Linked DNA regions of Homo sapiens: region 2 is linked to region 1. Evidence: chromatin loops called from intact Hi-C (ENCODE). Cell type or tissue: endothelial cell of umbilical vein. All regions are shown on one strand. Links, peaks and the distances in the headings refer to the core of each region. The heading gives the core; the rest is flanking DNA.

Region 1 (8,349 bases), core at 234-8,233:
TTATTTTTGTCACCTAAAAAACAAGCAACCCAGAATTAAGATATACGTAAGTTTCTCAAATTTATCCTAATAAAATTTTGAATATTTATACAATTTCTACAGAAACATACAGTGTATCAAAATCTGCATAAATCAAATTTATAAAATGTGTAGAAATGCATAGTGATATTACCAACTTACAAAGCAAGGATATGGGAATTATTTCCAAAGCAGCCTACAGTAGAAAATAGTCATTATGGCAGCAGCTTCTGATGTTTTTGTTTGGTAGGTTTTCTGATTTCAATATATAGAATCATATTCATAGAGTATCTTCTTTTAACGAATTGCACAAAGTACCCATTTAAAATTTACATGCACAGTTCATTGCCACCTTTCTTAGGCCTATGCATAGTTAATAAGGTTATAATCTACTCAACATGGAAAATGGAGCCTATTTGCAAACACACAAGTAATTAAAGTACCAATTCTCTCTTAGTTTCTTTTTTTATAGTTGGTTTATTTTGCAATTATAAATGTTAAACATCCCTAGAGATGAAAGTTAAAATGGTTGATCACAGATCAGTAGCAAAATACAAATTGACAATTCAAAATTATAAATAAAACTCTGTTGAGGATGTTTAACTTTGAGTCTCCAAATTTAAGAGCTAAGCTTGGAAGAAACAAATTTATAGGTTATATTTCCCTCTTAAATTAAAAAACAAACTTCCTCTGGCAGTAGTTTGTGAATTCCTTTCATTGTAATGATACCATGATTACAGGATCAAAAATGCTTAACTTACTTGCCATTCTGCTCACATCATCACAGTTGTTTTTTTTTTTTTAAGCACTCAATGTAGGCATTTTAATCTTCTGGATAACAGAGTATCTTTTGAGAAATTAAAATCGAATTGACCATTTGCAATATTTGGTTTTCCTAATAGGTACTGTCTTAGTAAATGTTTAAATCCAAACAAATCTTCTGTTCACCGGAAAAATACTAATAAAAATACACTTTCTAAAAAGAAATTAAGAAACACTAGGGAACACCTAATGTAACAGAAAGTAGTTCACGTTTGTTAATAAACTGTATTTTTAAATAGTCCTTTGTTTTTAAATTTTAAAAACGTGCAGATAATGTCATTTGGATGAAAATATAAATGAAACATCAGTTCACTCTTGGCTTCACAGGTTGCACAGCTTAGGTTATAATGCACACAAGTTTTATAAGGCCTAATCTAACAAGGGCTTGGAAAGTCTTACCTCAGTCAGAATGAACCTTTGATGTGTTTATAACGGTGTTTTGTTGTTTTTGTCACCCTCGCTTTCAAGGGATAACAATAACAACTGATAATAGTTTTCTGTATTGGCAGGTATTGGAGAAAAGTAAATCCCAAATGTCAGTGGACAATTTTTCTCTAGTTGGAAGACTCCTTTGCAATCCTAGAAGTAGGTATGGACAGAGGGCACTGGGAATGCCAGTAGGTAAGGGAGTGAATGCTACACAACTTCCAACCCTATGGGACAGCCTTGGGATGTTCCATATTGTCATTTCTTTTTCAAGCCATACAAAGTTCAACTTTATAGCAAATGGCAGCACATAAATTCATTTCTGAGTAGTAAAAGTATTCCCCATACAGGTGACAAGTCCATCATTACCATCCTATAGATTTCATCACAAGCTCTTGAAATATATACTGAGAAATGAAAGAGGCACTAAATGTGTTGAAATTCACCTTTCAAAAAAGCAGCATGACTGTGAAGGAAGGCCACCTTGGCTAATAACCTGTGGCAGTGCTTCAAAAAGATGTAAAATTAAATAAAGACACAACAGGTTGATAATCACCAAGTTATATATGAAAGTCTGGCTACTCCAACCTTTTTTCAAGTGTGTTAAAAATAAAAATCAAACTGCCTTTCAGACCCCTGAGTGTAATCCCAAAGAAGACAACATGCTTTAACTCTGTCTAATAAAACAGAGCTAAAGGCACAAATTACCAACATCATCTTAAAACACAACAAAAAGATGTAAACATCTACAAAGTTTAAGGTAAAAGCAGTCTTGTAAACAGTAACTGCAGATGATAATGTTATTGTAAAATCACAGTTTATCAATGTCCTTCAAACTGATCAGGAGGTTCCAGGTTTGGAGCTATACAGAGTTAATAACAATAGTTGCAGCAGGTTTCAGGCGGTTTTCAGTCCTGTATAAATTTACTTGTCAGTAGGTAGGTTATTGGTTTATTTTTTTCTCTCTAAACACTATGGATGTTATTCATTTCCCATTTTTGAGTCGTTTTACTGGAGTCACAATTGGAGATGAATACTTGATGCAGGACCTCTGAGCGATCTAAACACTTTCCTGAAGGAATATGAGTAAATCTGTGCAGGTTCTGGAAAACACAGTAAGAAAAAAGTTTCAAATTTGGACCCTTGATATCACTGACATCAGAAATCATCACTTGACTTTCATGAGGAGACAGTTTAAGGAAATGGAAAAGCTTCTCAACCACACCTCAGACTTTGGATTTCTCTTGATTGTCAGTTTTCTGGATTTCTCTTGATTGTCAGTTTTCTAAGTCCTAAGATCTTTCATTGTTAAGTCACAATATACTGCTGGTATCTCACACTCAATGTATACAAACCTAAATTCATTATCTGCCCCTCCAAATCTATGTCTCTTGTTCCTATCCTGGCTAATGACATTCCCAGCTCTCTAGTCCTTAGGAAATACTGCACTTTTCCTCATTCACTCACATACCAGTCACTAAGGATGGATATGTGCAATGTCTCTGGTTTATATTCCTTCCCATCGCCACTGCAGATGCCCTGGTTTGGCCCTCACCATATGCTGTAGGTTTCTTCAATATAGCTCAGAGCTTCTCAAAGTCTGGTCCTCAGACTATCCAGGATTGGGTCTGTAAGGCCGAAACTATTTTCATCATAATACGAAGACACCATTGCCTTTTCACTTTAGCAACATTTATACCGATAGTGCAAAAGCAATGGTGAGTAAAACTGATGGTGCCTTAGCATGAATCAAACTATGCTAGTACCTATAGTTGTATTGCTCATGGCCACACACAGTTGAAAAGTAAATGCCGGTTTCACTTAAGGATGTCACTGATGAAGGAGCAAAACATTCGTTTTATTCAGTCTTGACCCCTCAGTATACTTAAAAAAAATTCTATGAGATGAAGTGGGAAGTACGTATCAAGTACTTCCATATAATGAGGTACAATGCTCAAGGATATCAGTCTACACTGGAAATAACTTTTAAGAAACTACCACTTAATTATTAAGTTGTGGTGTACAATAAAAAAACAGCCACAATTATATGAACGGCTATTAAAGTACTCGCTCCCTTTACAAACTGTATGCTTGTGTGGGGCTGGGTTTCCCTCATATACTTGAACGAAAACAACATTTCAGATCAGACCAAATGAAGCAGGAGTATGAGAATCCAGCTGTCTTCTTCTATTAAACCAGACATTAAAGAGATTTGCAAAAATACAGAATTCCATTCTTCTCACTATTTTTTGTGGGTAAACATAGTTATTTTTCATTAAAAATGTCATTTACATTAATGTTTAATAAGTATATTATTATTACTTTTAGATGAATTAATATATAAAAACTTTACAAATTTCTCAGACACTTTCCAGTTCTGGAAATATTGCTAGTGATAACCTATATAAACAAAAGCAATTTGGGGGTGGGGGAGCTCAAAAATTTTTAAGAGTGTAAAGGGAATCCAGAGGACAGAAAGTTTGAGAACTGCTGCTCAAGCTGATCTCGTTGCTTCATCAGTCCATACCTCACGTTTCCAGAATTATTTTCCTAAAAGTAGCCATTGTTTTCCATCACTACCTTCCTCAAATAAGGTCTATCCCTCTCCAAAACTTAAAAAATGAAGTTCGGTGCTCTTTCCTCCAAAGCACAATTGAGGGATACCAAATGAAATACAATTCTTTGAATTTTCTACATGTTTTCATGCCACATCTTTGCTCATCCAGGCTTTCTTATTTACTTTCCATGGAAAGCCTTTTTACACTTCAGGACTTGTGCAATGACACTTCCTCTATGAAACTCCTCAGCAGTAATTCCTCCCATGAATCACTCTTTTCTGTCCTATGGCATTTTGCTTATCTCTATTTTTGCATTTCTTTCTTCTCTGCCATTATATAATAGCGTGCTTTAGCTATATTTTTGAACTCCCCTACAGTCTAACATATTATTGGTCCCCAAGTGAATGTTCAGTAATATCTAACACACAAATGTATATTCAGTGCTGCGTCTTTAAAATACCTAAAACATGTTATGTGTCATTTTTTGTTCAATTACTTCTTGATGTAGTTTCTGGTGTGTTAGCCCTCTTTTACTATTTTGCTAATATTGTTCTCACTGACCCCTACTATTTATTGCTATTATATATCCTTTTTTTTTGTGAAAATAAATGCTCCACTCTTTAAGGTTTATGCTATTCTTCTCCTTCCTAACTTGTTATAAGAAACAAAATCATCAATTGATACGTGCTTATCACTTCCTGGAAATTATCTGTAAATGACAGTAACAGGGAATGTTAAGCTAGGTCATATCATTATTACATAGCAAACAAGTCCTTGCTTGCATGACAGATGGGATATGATAACAAATACTGGGTGAGTAAATAAAATGGAGGGTTGACAGATTTTTTTAGTGTGAGGCAGCTTTCCCCACTTTTTGTTTAATAATAAATTGATTTATGTTAGCCAAATCTAGAATTTGAAAACTATACATAAATCTATTAATATGTTGTAATCCTCAACTTGCCACAGAGCTTTAAATACTCACAGCTGAAACACAAAGCTACCCCAGCAGTGTCACGTGAATAACTAAATTTGACCATTAAAGTAAGCAACTAGCTACATTTATCCCACTGTATTTAGCACACAACAATGATAAAGACGTTATGAAAGCCTAGATTTCAAGTTTTATTTGTTTGTCTCTATCTCCACCTGCTGGACAATATCAAATATTAACCAAATTTTTAATAGTATAAATATATTTAAATATATTTTACTTTAATGAATGATTCATTTACATTTCAAAAATCAGATTTTGATGAGAGCAATGGTGATGACTGCCTCACAGAACACTGACTTTCTTGTATTACTAAAATTAGCAGTGCTCTTTATAGACATCATCGTGGCCTCATTACATGACAATATTGTAAGAGAGAACAAAAGTGATGCCTCATTATAGAACAATGAGTCATCCAGTGCTCAGGAAAACCTATGCAAGGGACTAAATGAGAGGAAAATGCAAGTGAATTTGAATGCAGGTTTTAAGATTTATTTATCTAAATTCCACATGCTAGATGTTACTGAAAATGAAAAGCATATAATATTTCAGAAGTTAAAATGCAGAATACCTTGAAGTACTGCCATTCCTTAAATTCATTTAGATTACAGTGTGTAATCATAACTTTTGATCCATCAGCTCCCTTTGTCAAACACTGGTCATACTGCATGAGTTGATTTGCTTCATTGATTCTGAAAAGCTGTAAAAGGAAAAGAGAGAATTAAGTAACAGAGGCACCTTCCCTGCTGATGTGCATTTGAAAAGAAAGAAACTTAACTCCTATAATTAAATTGAATGACTAACTTATTTTTCCATAATTTTGTTTAGAACTGTAAGTCCACAGACAAATTATATTTATTTTGATGTTAGTGAAGATCCTTATTAACACTGAAATCATTAAGTTCTTTAGTCTCTAAGATACCAAATGGGTCACTAACACAAATTTATTAAGTACCAACAATGTGAAAAAATGAAAAAGCAAAAACATACCCACATAAGTAAGAGAATATATATTAGTGAAATATACATTACTGGCAGTAACACTCTATTTGCAAAAAGATGAGGATTAGTGAGCAATACTTGCAAAAAATTGTTAGGGAGCTAGGCTTACATAGTTACGGTAGTGACAAATATATACTCCCACAGGAATATATTTTAATCCCTTATATTAGACATTAATTCTAGATTCTGACTGCTTATGTGAAAACCAATACTGCTATTATTCCCATCATTTAAGTGAATGTTTTAACACTGTCAATTTTTTTACAGAATGTTTTACTTTATCAAAACAAACAAAATTACCAAATCGAAAACCAAAGTACAAAGATCACTCTGTGATCAATAAACCTGATGGCCCTCAATACGGAACAACTTAAACACAAAAGTAAGGTGGTTTACCTGATTCCCTCCCATCCTGTGGCAGGGTCCTAGTTCAACAAAGCCTCCATTTGTTTTTCCCATGCTATCAATGCAGTAAGCAGTTTCGAAGCCTCTGATCTAAAAAAATGAATAAAGACGCAAAAAGCAGGCAACAGTTTAGTTTTTGATGAACTCTGGCATCAGAATTTAACATTTCATGTTAAATATTACAGTTTACAGGGAAAATCTGGGTATGTGTAGTGACAGGTTATTACTGGATTGTCAATCTTTACATAGTTTTGAAATAACTTATGGTCTTGAAGTCAACACTGGAATGGGTTCTTTCTCTAAGAGCAAAGGACTATACATTTCCGTAAAATACCACAGAGAAAAAAAAAGTTACCATTAATTGCAATTTCAGAATCACAGTAATTCATGTGAATGAGAAGCAAATAGAGAACCTAACCACAGTGGTAATAAACACTGGCCTGGCCCTAGATATCTAGAACAGACTGGATTTGTAAGGGACCTCTCCCAAATGGCTATGCAGCACTTTTGGTAGCTGCCTGTAGGGGTCTAGGGTGCATAGGCCATGCATGGCACATGACCAGGCAGTGAGGCTTTTCTCTATAAACGTAGATGAAAAGCAAACACAGGTTTCCATCTTTGGAATGTACATTTTGTATGAAAAGAACTATTTTTGGAAAAGCCATTTATTTCTCTGAATTATAAATCGCTATACTATTTGGATAAAATGTTTTATTCTTGCATTCAGTCAGCAAATATGGACTGTGCACCTATAATGATAACAGGTTTTGAGGATATGAAGAGGTGCAAGTCATGGTCCTCACCGCCTGTAGAGAGACAGAGGGGTAGTGGACCAGTCAGGACAGAGGTGTGAATGTACAGAGGAAGAGCTGCTCACCCTGCCTGGAGGAGCTCCAAAGACTGCCCCAAGAGACACCTTTAAAACAGGTAGGGGTTTACCCTGGAATGTTAAGGAAATGCCGAGAAATGAAGTATAAAGTGCAGATGTCAGAATGGGAAGAGGTTAAACTGAAGATATACTTGGGAGTGAGACAGTAAAAGGAGGACAGAAAATTCCATTTATTCATTCATGTATTTATTCAATCATCAAATATTAAGTACCTGATGTGTGCCAGGCATGTTGTAGGCTCTGAAACACTAGTGAACAAAATAAAGACACCTACCCCAGTAATGGGCATGCCACAGTGAATGTGGGCCCCTGCCTCCATTCACTCTGGGAATGTAAGGGAAAAAAGACAGAATATAAGTTAAAAAACATAGTAGACAATTTGTCTGTTATGGCAAAAGGTGATAAGTGTGGTGAAAAAAAGGAAAAGAAGAGGAAGTTAGGGTGGGAGCTAGGGCGTTGGGAAGTAACAAGGTGGACCTCACTGAGAAGTGGTAGGTCAGCAGACTTGAAGGAGGTGTGAGAGCTGGCCATGCATGCGTGTATCTGCAAGGAAGCATTCCTGGCAGAGGGAACAGCACAGGCAGGCACATGCCTGGAGGGAGTCTGAGGACCAGTAAGGACATGGGGCTGGAGTGGAGTGGGGAGAGCAGTAGCAGGTGAGGCCAGAGAGGAATGGGGACAGATGTTGTGGATCTTGGAGACTACCAGAAAGGACTTTGTCTTCACTCATAGGTGAAGGTGCAGGGTTTCTAGCAGAAGAAGGACATGATTTGCCTTTATTTTAAAACAGTCACTCTGACTGCTGTATTTGAAATAGGCTGTAGGAGAGTCAACAAGTTAGTCTCAGTGAGAGATGATGGTGGCTTAGACCAGGCAACAAGGGATCAGATTCTGGAACTAGATATGAAGTGCGAGACAAAGACAGGATTCATGGAAGACTCCAAAGTTTTTGACCAAGAAATCAGCAAAGATGGGTTGGGGGGAGGAGATAGGAAGTTCAATTTAGGCTATGTCGAGTTTGAAATGCCTGTTACACATTCAAGTCCTGATGTTAAGCATACAGTTGGATATACTTGTCTGGGCCCTCAGAGAGAGATCTGTGTGTTGAAAGGCTTATGGTCTAGTTGGAGTTAAACATAATTTGCTGTAATAGGACAGGTAAAATAAGAGTATAGGGAAAAAGTATATTAAAGCAAGAAGTACAGAGAGAGCAGCATGAGTGTCCTCTGTTGGTT
Region 2 (8,349 bases), core at 109-8,108, 840 kb before region 1:
GGCTTTTGTGATAGCTGCACTCAGATTATCCAACTATTAATAAAGTTCAATAATTTAAAGATTGATTAGTAGATTATATCTGTACACATATTTTTCATCAACCTAATTAAAAAGAGAACTATTTATATTAGTGGACCTTCTCATATCAAAAACACTAGAGACAAATAAAAGGCAGAGAGACTACTCACATGTAATTTATCAATCTCCCGAAGAATTCACTACTTAAGTGTCCTTCATTTCTCTCTTTACAAATGAAAAGATTAAATGTTGAAGAGGAAGAAAGAGTTGCCCAAATTTACAATCTAGTTAGTGACCCTTATATGAAACTCAAGCCCAAAATTCTGCTTTTTTAATATCACATTGCAGGAGCTCTTTCCTAGGCCACTACCCAGGGCCAGATCTTTCCTTTCACTCCAGTAGATTTCTTTCCTGGTGATATGGTTTGGCTGTGTGCCCACCCAAATCCCACCTTGAATTATAATAATCCCCACATGTCAAAGGCAGGGCCAGGTGGAGATAATTGAATCGTGGGGGTGGTTTCCTCCATACTGTTCTCATGGTAGTGAATAAGTCTCACGAAACCTAATGGTTTTATAGATGTGAGTTCCCCTGCACAAGCTCTCTCGTCTGCCACCATGTAAGGTGTGACTTTGCTTCTCCTTTGCCTTCTGCCATGATTATGAGGCCTCCCCAGCCATGTGGAACTGTGAGTCCATTAAACCTCTTTCCTTTAAAATTACCCAGTCTCAAGTATGTCTTTATTAGCAGCATGAGAACAGAATAATACACCTCGTTTGCCTGAAGGAAGGCTCTCCAACAGATTTATTCTGCTCCTCAGCACCCAATTACCATCCAGAAAACGTAACTTCCATACCTCTGCTCTACTGCTTTACATCTCTAATGCCCCTCACTGAACACAGAAAATCATTTAAGCCCATTCTATTATATTTAAAGCCCATTGAGTCTGGCTCTATCTCTCTCTTTTGGGACATCTCTCTCTTTGGGGACATCACTCCGTCTTCAATCCCACACGAGTTTCAGTCCTGACAATCGTGCCTCCTCCTCTGTTGAGTTTTCCTTATTTCTCCTAGCTTGAGGAGCATCTCTGTGCTTGGAGTTTTCTAACATTATGACTCTCATACAGCAACTCTCCTCCTTTACCCAGTGCTGTAGTTATTGGTATGCTTTGTGTTTGTTTCACTACAGACTTCTGGAGTAGGAACTCAAGGGTAAAGTGATTAGCATGGGGTCTGGTGCTTTGAAGAGAGCCATAAGCATGAATTCTCCTTCTCAAACATTTTCTTCCCTCACACCTCTTCCCACAGTGTCTCTCAGACAGAAAGAACACACTAGGTGTTTATTTTTGGAACAGGTGGGTGTAGTTGGTCAGTTCTGGAATCAAGGCCATCTCTGAACCCCATCCTCTGTGCCTGCTGCTCCCCTGCCTGTCCTGACTTTCCTACTGACACCCACTGGTGTATGTCCCAATGTCTCTTCAAGGTCAGCCTGGATGCTGACTCCTTTCCATCCATACTGCTATTCCCGCCACCGTTTCTCCTCCTTCTGAACTCTGTCAGTGTAGATGGTCTGTTTTAGTGAATTGGCATTTAATCCTGCATTATTTCTGCTTTTATAAAGTTTTCATTTGTCCGGTTTCTCCAACTTTAGGACATGAGACCTTCCTTATATGTACCTTTTGATATATTTTCACACATGGAATTTGTCAAAATTCAATAATTCAGAGAATTTTAATAATACTTTTGAACCTACTGGCACACAATATTTTATAAACTTGCTAATACTCTGGTCTCCAGAAATAGTTACTGAAGCTTGCCAAAGTTGCTTGATTTCTCTTTGTACACAAAGGATTTGAAAAATTGTTTTCCTCCTCAGTATTAATTAAGTCCCAACATATGTCCCTTAAAATACAGGACACTGGGATATAAAGCCACCACCTAATTAAGGGAAACAAACATGAATTACCATTGCTGGACCTCCCTTCTCCCTGCTTTTCCATAGCTGTGGCCCGTTGGGATCTCCTAACAATGTGGAAAAGAGACCGACTGATATTGCTCATAGAAATATCGAGAATTTTGTTGCTATCATGACACATGGCTGGACACCATAAAATTTGGGCATGAACCTTTTCACCTGGTTCCAAATACTCTTTAAGTCTCTGTCCCCTTCTCTGACTAGAATAGCCACAGTCATAAAGAAGCGTGCAGCCTTCCATGGTCACTTGTGTCCCTAATCGTGGTCTATTTTGCCTGGAAAGTCTCTGTCCAGCAGCCTGCAATGAACTTAACATTAGTGCCCCCTGCCCCCAATTCGAGTGTTGAAATCCTAACTCCCAATGTGCTGGTATTAGGAGGTGGGGACTTTGGGAGGTCATTAGGTCATGAGAGTGGATCCGTCATGAATGGTAGTGCCTTTATAAAAGAGACCCGAGAGCTCTCTCACTCTCTTTCTACCCTGTGAAGATACAGCAAGAAATATGACCATCCACAACCTGCATGAGGGCCCTCACCACAACCCAGTCATGCTGGTAACCTGGTCTCAGACTTCCAGCCTCCAGAACTGTGAGAAAATGAATTTCTCTTGTTTAAGCCTCCCAAGTCTAGGGTAATTTAAGAACTCTAACTAAGACAGAGCTTGTCCCTTGTATGGATTTTCAAGCCTAAAACTGCTGACTTTGAGAGAGGTGATGAAAGGAAAATAGCTTTCTATATGGTTTGGGAGACTGGGGACATATGGGTGATGTTGGTGAGTTAGTGACTGCAGGGATCTGTGTGTGGTGGGGTGCTTGATGAAAAAAACTTGGAAAAGAATTGCTTTGTTACTAAATAGAACTGAGATGATACAATTTTTAGGTATAATTATGAAGCTTAATTATTACCAGGAAATCCTAGCTGCAATGTTTTATTCCTGCCTTTAAGAACATATTTGTAGATATTTTCTTTTCCCCTTTTTGAGTGAAGAATTAGCATGGGTCAAATTTTCTTCAGTTTCATCTTTCAGTAACACTTTTTTTTTCATTTTTCTGCTACTATTTACATGCACTTATTAAAAAGTCACCTAGTCCATTTTATTGTCATATTTTAATCAGTGCCTTTGCAATATGGACGTACATGGCCAAAGAAGCAATGACTCAAATATGAGTTTGTGAATACACCCTCAAGAATAGGCACTCCATGTAAAGATACAAAATGATAAAATATGTGGCTTATATGATTGCAAGTTAGTCTCAAGAAAATAAATACCATCTTTTGTATTTTTAAAGGCTCTGATTCTCGCTTTGCATGATTGATTGAAAAAACTAAAGAGAATTTACTCATTCACAGAGTTAACATTATTCATACACATATGTATTTCGCTCTATAAAATAGTCTCCAACTCTCCTGTTGCTATTTTTTTCCATTCCACAGACCTCATTACACTAAGTAAAAAAATAAATGGAGTAAGCACGTACGTGAGGGAGAACTTTACAAGCAGATAAGTCTTCCACCGTTGAAACCCTGCCAAAGTCAAACTGTGCAGTTTATTTTCAAAGAAAGAGTGGTTATCACTTGCATACACCACTCCAGCTCGCCTCATGCCAGATAAAATTAATGCCTAAAAACTTCAACTTGACTTTAAAACAAAACCTTAAATACTAAAACCTGATCTTTATCAGGCTGTTATAGGAGAAGATGACATCTCTACGCCAACCGCAGATATCTATTTATAAAAGAAAGGAGTTGTACTTTGGCAATCATGTTGCAGACCAATAAAACAATCTAAACCACTCCTCAGACAGCATAATCTACATGACTGCATTATGCTCACAACATGAAAAGGATGAAAAATAACTGACTATTCAAATATGTATTGATTTGGATCATTAGATTACAGTTATGTTGGGGCATATCTCCAGTAACTTTTCACTAGCATATTTTCATTGCACAGTTGAAGCTAGTTAAATCTGCTCCATTGATTTCTTATTTCAGTGAACTGCTGGACATTTTTGCGGGGAGGGAGATTAAGTAGTTTATACAGTGACACAATAACCAATTCAATTTCTAAAATTAGAGTCTAATTATAAGGTGGCAAAAGCCTTGAGGACATAAAATGTGTTAGCCAAACTAAATAGATTGCTTTACATAAAGTAAAAAAAAAAGTGAAAAAATTTCGTAGTAATATTTTAAGTAAATATCAATGGAGTAAGTGTGACAGATAACTATTTCTTGTTTCATCAGGAATTATACTTTCTAAATAGTTATACTGATCCAAAATAATAATGGAATTAATTTCAAATGTACATGTATATATCATGATATATACACAAATCACCATCTTCATAAATATCACTCTTTAATATGTGAAATTTTTGGTATTTTTATATATATAGACCAGTTATACAGTGACAGGAGGTTGACCATAAGAAAAAAAGACTGAAATTCTTTGGCTGGAAAGTGCCGTAATTACCTTTCCCGTTTCAGAGTCTGTTTCACATTGTGTGACTGCTGTCATGTTCAAAAATAAGTCCCTTATAAAGTTAGACACTAGGTGGCAATAGAAACCCCCCTTTGCTGCCTTTGTCCATTACCTTGCATTTGAAATCCACTCTCTCTTATTGACTTTTAAGTTTCACATAAAAATCAAAAACAGGAAAACAGCCACATTTCTATCACTCCTCTCTCATCATAATATTCCCTTTCTTATGATGAAAGATTATGTTTCAGGTGAACCAAAGTATTTCATGTGCCTATGATGCAGGATTTGGAAAATAAGTTCATCATGTTTGTTACATTTGTCATTTGCGTATTTAGCACTGAAGATGGTACGTTTGTTTATAAATGCTAAACAATGTATTAACATTTTATTGAACCAAAATAAGTTGTATGCTTTAATGCAAGCATCTGTGTATGATACATCAAATTCAATTCATGAAATACCATAATATTGATGACTTAGGTACCTTTTTAGCACTGCATTTCTAATAAGGATTTTCTCCTAAAGTGAATAACAAGAGGCGAGCTTATTGCCAATAAAGATTAAAGATGTGCTTTTCCCAAAATAATGTAAACTGGGAGGAAGAGAAGTATTCAGAGAACGAACAGAAATTTAATATGATAGTATTCATTAGTATTATCCATAAAACCACTGTCAGAATATGTTTAAATTTTTATATAAAATGGCATTGAGGGTTTCAGGGGGAAAGAAGGGCAGAGTATTTGAATAGTGAAGTATCAGTCAAAATGAACATTTATTTTGTCGGCTGGCTCTACTGTATTGCCAGCACATTTACCTTGTTGTACTACACAAAGTAGGCTGACCACCAATTCAATTCAAACTGCTGAACTTGATGTATGGGGTTTGTATGGTTTAAGCCCCTGGTTACTTTCAAGTTTGCTTCTCTTGTTCTTTACCTGGCCGAGGTTTACATGGGTTGAATTGGGAAGGAATTTTTTTTCCAGTGAAATGATTATAGATTTTTTTTTTAAGTTTGGTATCTGGCCAGGTTTCTAAGATTGTCTTCCTGATTATTTGCTGACAGTATTAATTGATGATACTCTAGAGACTGAGTAATTTTGAAAATAAGCATTTTCACTGTATCAAATTAAAAACTCATTCCAGATTAAAGGAGTCGAAAGAGACAACCAAATTCACTGTGTAATTTTTTATTGGATCCTGGATCAGAAACAATAAAGCATTGAGGAACAACTGTCTACTAGATAATATGTTTCTTGGGTATGTTATATTATGGTTTTATAGGAGAATATTCTTGTTCTTAAGGTGATATATGCTAAAGTATTTGGGGCTAAAATGTTATGTTGACTGCAACTAACTTTCAAGTGAATAAGCACAAAAAATATACATAGAGATGAAGAAAGAAAAAAGCAAATGAAGCAAGTTGTTAAAAAAAGGATGACCCTAAGATATGTTGGTGTTCATTATATAATTCTTCACATCTTTCAAAATAAAAAATTGGGAAAAAAATCAATCAACTTTATCTCTGGAAGTACACAATAGAAAATATGTATTACTATTCTTTTATTTCCTACTTGTCCAGAATGAATCTATCATTTTCTCTAGATGAACTGTACTCCAGATATTCTAAGGTTAATATTTACTTGATTTTTTGTGGCTGACAAAAATTTTGTCTTAAGGGTAAGATAAGAATGATATTTGTTTCTTGAACAGATTGTAAGGCATGAAGAAGGAAAAAAACCACTTGTTTTTATAAGAAAATCTGTTCCTTCTTCTATAATCCCAACTGTCCCAAGCTGAATCACTAGGCATTGGATACACAGTGTGCTATCGGAGGCTGAGTCATCCCTGCTGCAAATCGAAACTGTGGATCTGAAAAGAATTTTCTCATCTAAACCAGAGCTTCAGTCTCCCAGGTGATGTAGTTTTTATGGTGTTATCAGTTTAAAAAATTTCCTCATAGAACGTATGCTTATAATAATCTAAATTCCAGTAAATAATATGACAGAAAAAGCATTTGGAAATATGGAATAGGAATTTTGATGACCACGTCTTGCTATGGAAAGTTAAACCAGCTCCTGGGCGAGCATGTTAATGAAGAAAGCTGTTAACTGTTATATTTTTATTCAGCAAAACAGCCATTAAATATTGTTTGTTTATAGTACTCCACCTTATTCAAAAAGGAATTTGAGGCCAAACATGTAGTAAAAGAGCATTTAAGATATGAGTAGTTTGAAAAAGGAAATTATATTTATCACATTAGCACAGGGTAGGGACATAAAAAATATCAAAATCCATGTGTCAGGCTTTTAATAAACAAATAAAAATTCAGTTTCGAGGTGTATCACATGTCTTCTGAATGGAATCCTAGAAATAAAATACGTATTTTGCTTTCTTTGTTGAAATAGAAAAGTTTAAGCTATATGGTTAAAAAGAATAAATATATGTCATTTACATATAAAATATATGCAATGTAATATGCATAACATAATTATTATATGTAGATATATAATTGTAGTACATATAAATATTGTACTATATTTAATTTATGTATGAAATATATATTTTAAATAATATATTTAATTAATATAATTAATATATTAATATATTTTCATTACTCATTTGCTTATCATATATCTATAAATGTAGCATTTTGAAATTAATTTGGCTTATAAACATATTTATAACTATTTAAATAATATAGGACTTTATTTTAGACAAAATATTAATTTTTCCAGAGTGACCTTATACAACTGCCATTCTCAAACCCTGATATTTGTGCTTATAACTTTTTTCATGACTTTATAATTTTTTCATTAGGTTTCTTAAAAATTGAATGTAGCTCCCCTGTTTCAAAGTATGGCCACATCATGGGGTCTCCTGGGCTTTAAATCACTTTCTGAATGTGGATGGGGTGTGTCTACTTATTCGTAGTTGGATTTATCTGAGAAAAACCTTTGTAGGAGCTAAACATATATATATTTTTTACATACCATATACAGATGATCATATTACATAGGACACATGTGATAAATTAATAAGGAGAACAAAACTTTAGGACAAAAGTTTAAATAATCTTATGAACATATTTCAGTCATATTTAAAAGCTGGCATAGAGGTGACTAAGTAAAAAAACTTGAATATTTTACAAACCACAATGTATATCTTACATGATCATGCTTATTCTTTAAGACACTTCCACTATGTATAAATGACAGTGAGAAAGGGGGGGAAATATCATATTACCTCTAAGGAGGGAAACCCTCTGTATTATAGTTAGCTGTTTGTTAAGCAAAGAGAGGAGGTTACAATTTATATCTTCCTGATGAAAAGATAAACTCAAGATTCCAAGGGAAAGAAGCTTAATTTTTATTCTTTTACATTTTGAAACTACATGTTGGAAGAAGTGCAGTGGGGTTTTTTTTTCTTCTGTTTTTGTTTTTGTTTTTGTTTTCTCCAATTTTAAGCAGGCTGTCTTCAGTGGCCAAAGATCAACGCCCTCACCCATTATTCCCAGGCTCCAATTGCTGCTTCCTGCTAGGTTTGCTGTAAAACCAGAAGGATGGACAAGTAGGATTGGCAGCACCCTGGTGTCCTCTTGTTGCTCCTCTATCTGGGGCTGAGCCACATTATTCTTAGAGACTTCCTACAGGAAATGCTCAAAATTTTAGGAGAGCCAAGACATCCACACATAACTCTGCCCTCTGTTTTGATTATATAGAATTTGTTTTCTGAACTTCAGAACCTAGTTCAAGAGATTGCTTCAAGTCATGCACGTAAAGGCTGAATTCTCTTCATAAAAGCCTTTTCAGTTTTTCTTTGTGAAGCTTTAGGCTAGGGATTACCATTCAGGCCACACTCTCTCTCTCCATGTGCTCA

What was found. Peaks named below come from ENCODE experiments on the same cell type or tissue, not always from the same donor. Only the 100,000 strongest peaks of a DNase experiment are listed, where the experiment ranks them.
Region 2: it touches region 1 in a loop (11-fold over the local background); 5 of 110 quality-filtered maps call a loop at or near these places.

What each region holds. Positions count from the first base shown.
Region 1 is chr4:173,315,600-173,323,948 of GRCh38, reverse strand. GALNT7 (polypeptide N-acetylgalactosaminyltransferase 7) reads right to left here. Exons shown (of 12, transcript NM_017423.3): 10 at 6,217-6,315; 11 at 5,390-5,518; 12 at 1-2,369. The coding sequence ends at 2,232. Among named protein-coding and RNA genes, the nearest start is that of HMGB2, 15 kb to the left of the region's middle. In endothelial cell of umbilical vein, for the core only: CTCF peaks have their summits at 4,966 (motif pointing left) and 6,753; a DNase peak (open chromatin) is centred at 5,078; H3K27ac peaks cover 764 bases.
Region 2 is chr4:174,152,624-174,160,972 of GRCh38, reverse strand. All of the region lies in intron 1 of LINC02268 (long intergenic non-protein coding RNA 2268), which reads left to right. Among named protein-coding and RNA genes, the nearest start is that of LINC02268, 64 kb to the left of the region's middle. In endothelial cell of umbilical vein, for the core only: a CTCF peak has its summit at 4,552 (motif pointing right); a DNase peak (open chromatin) is centred at 4,552.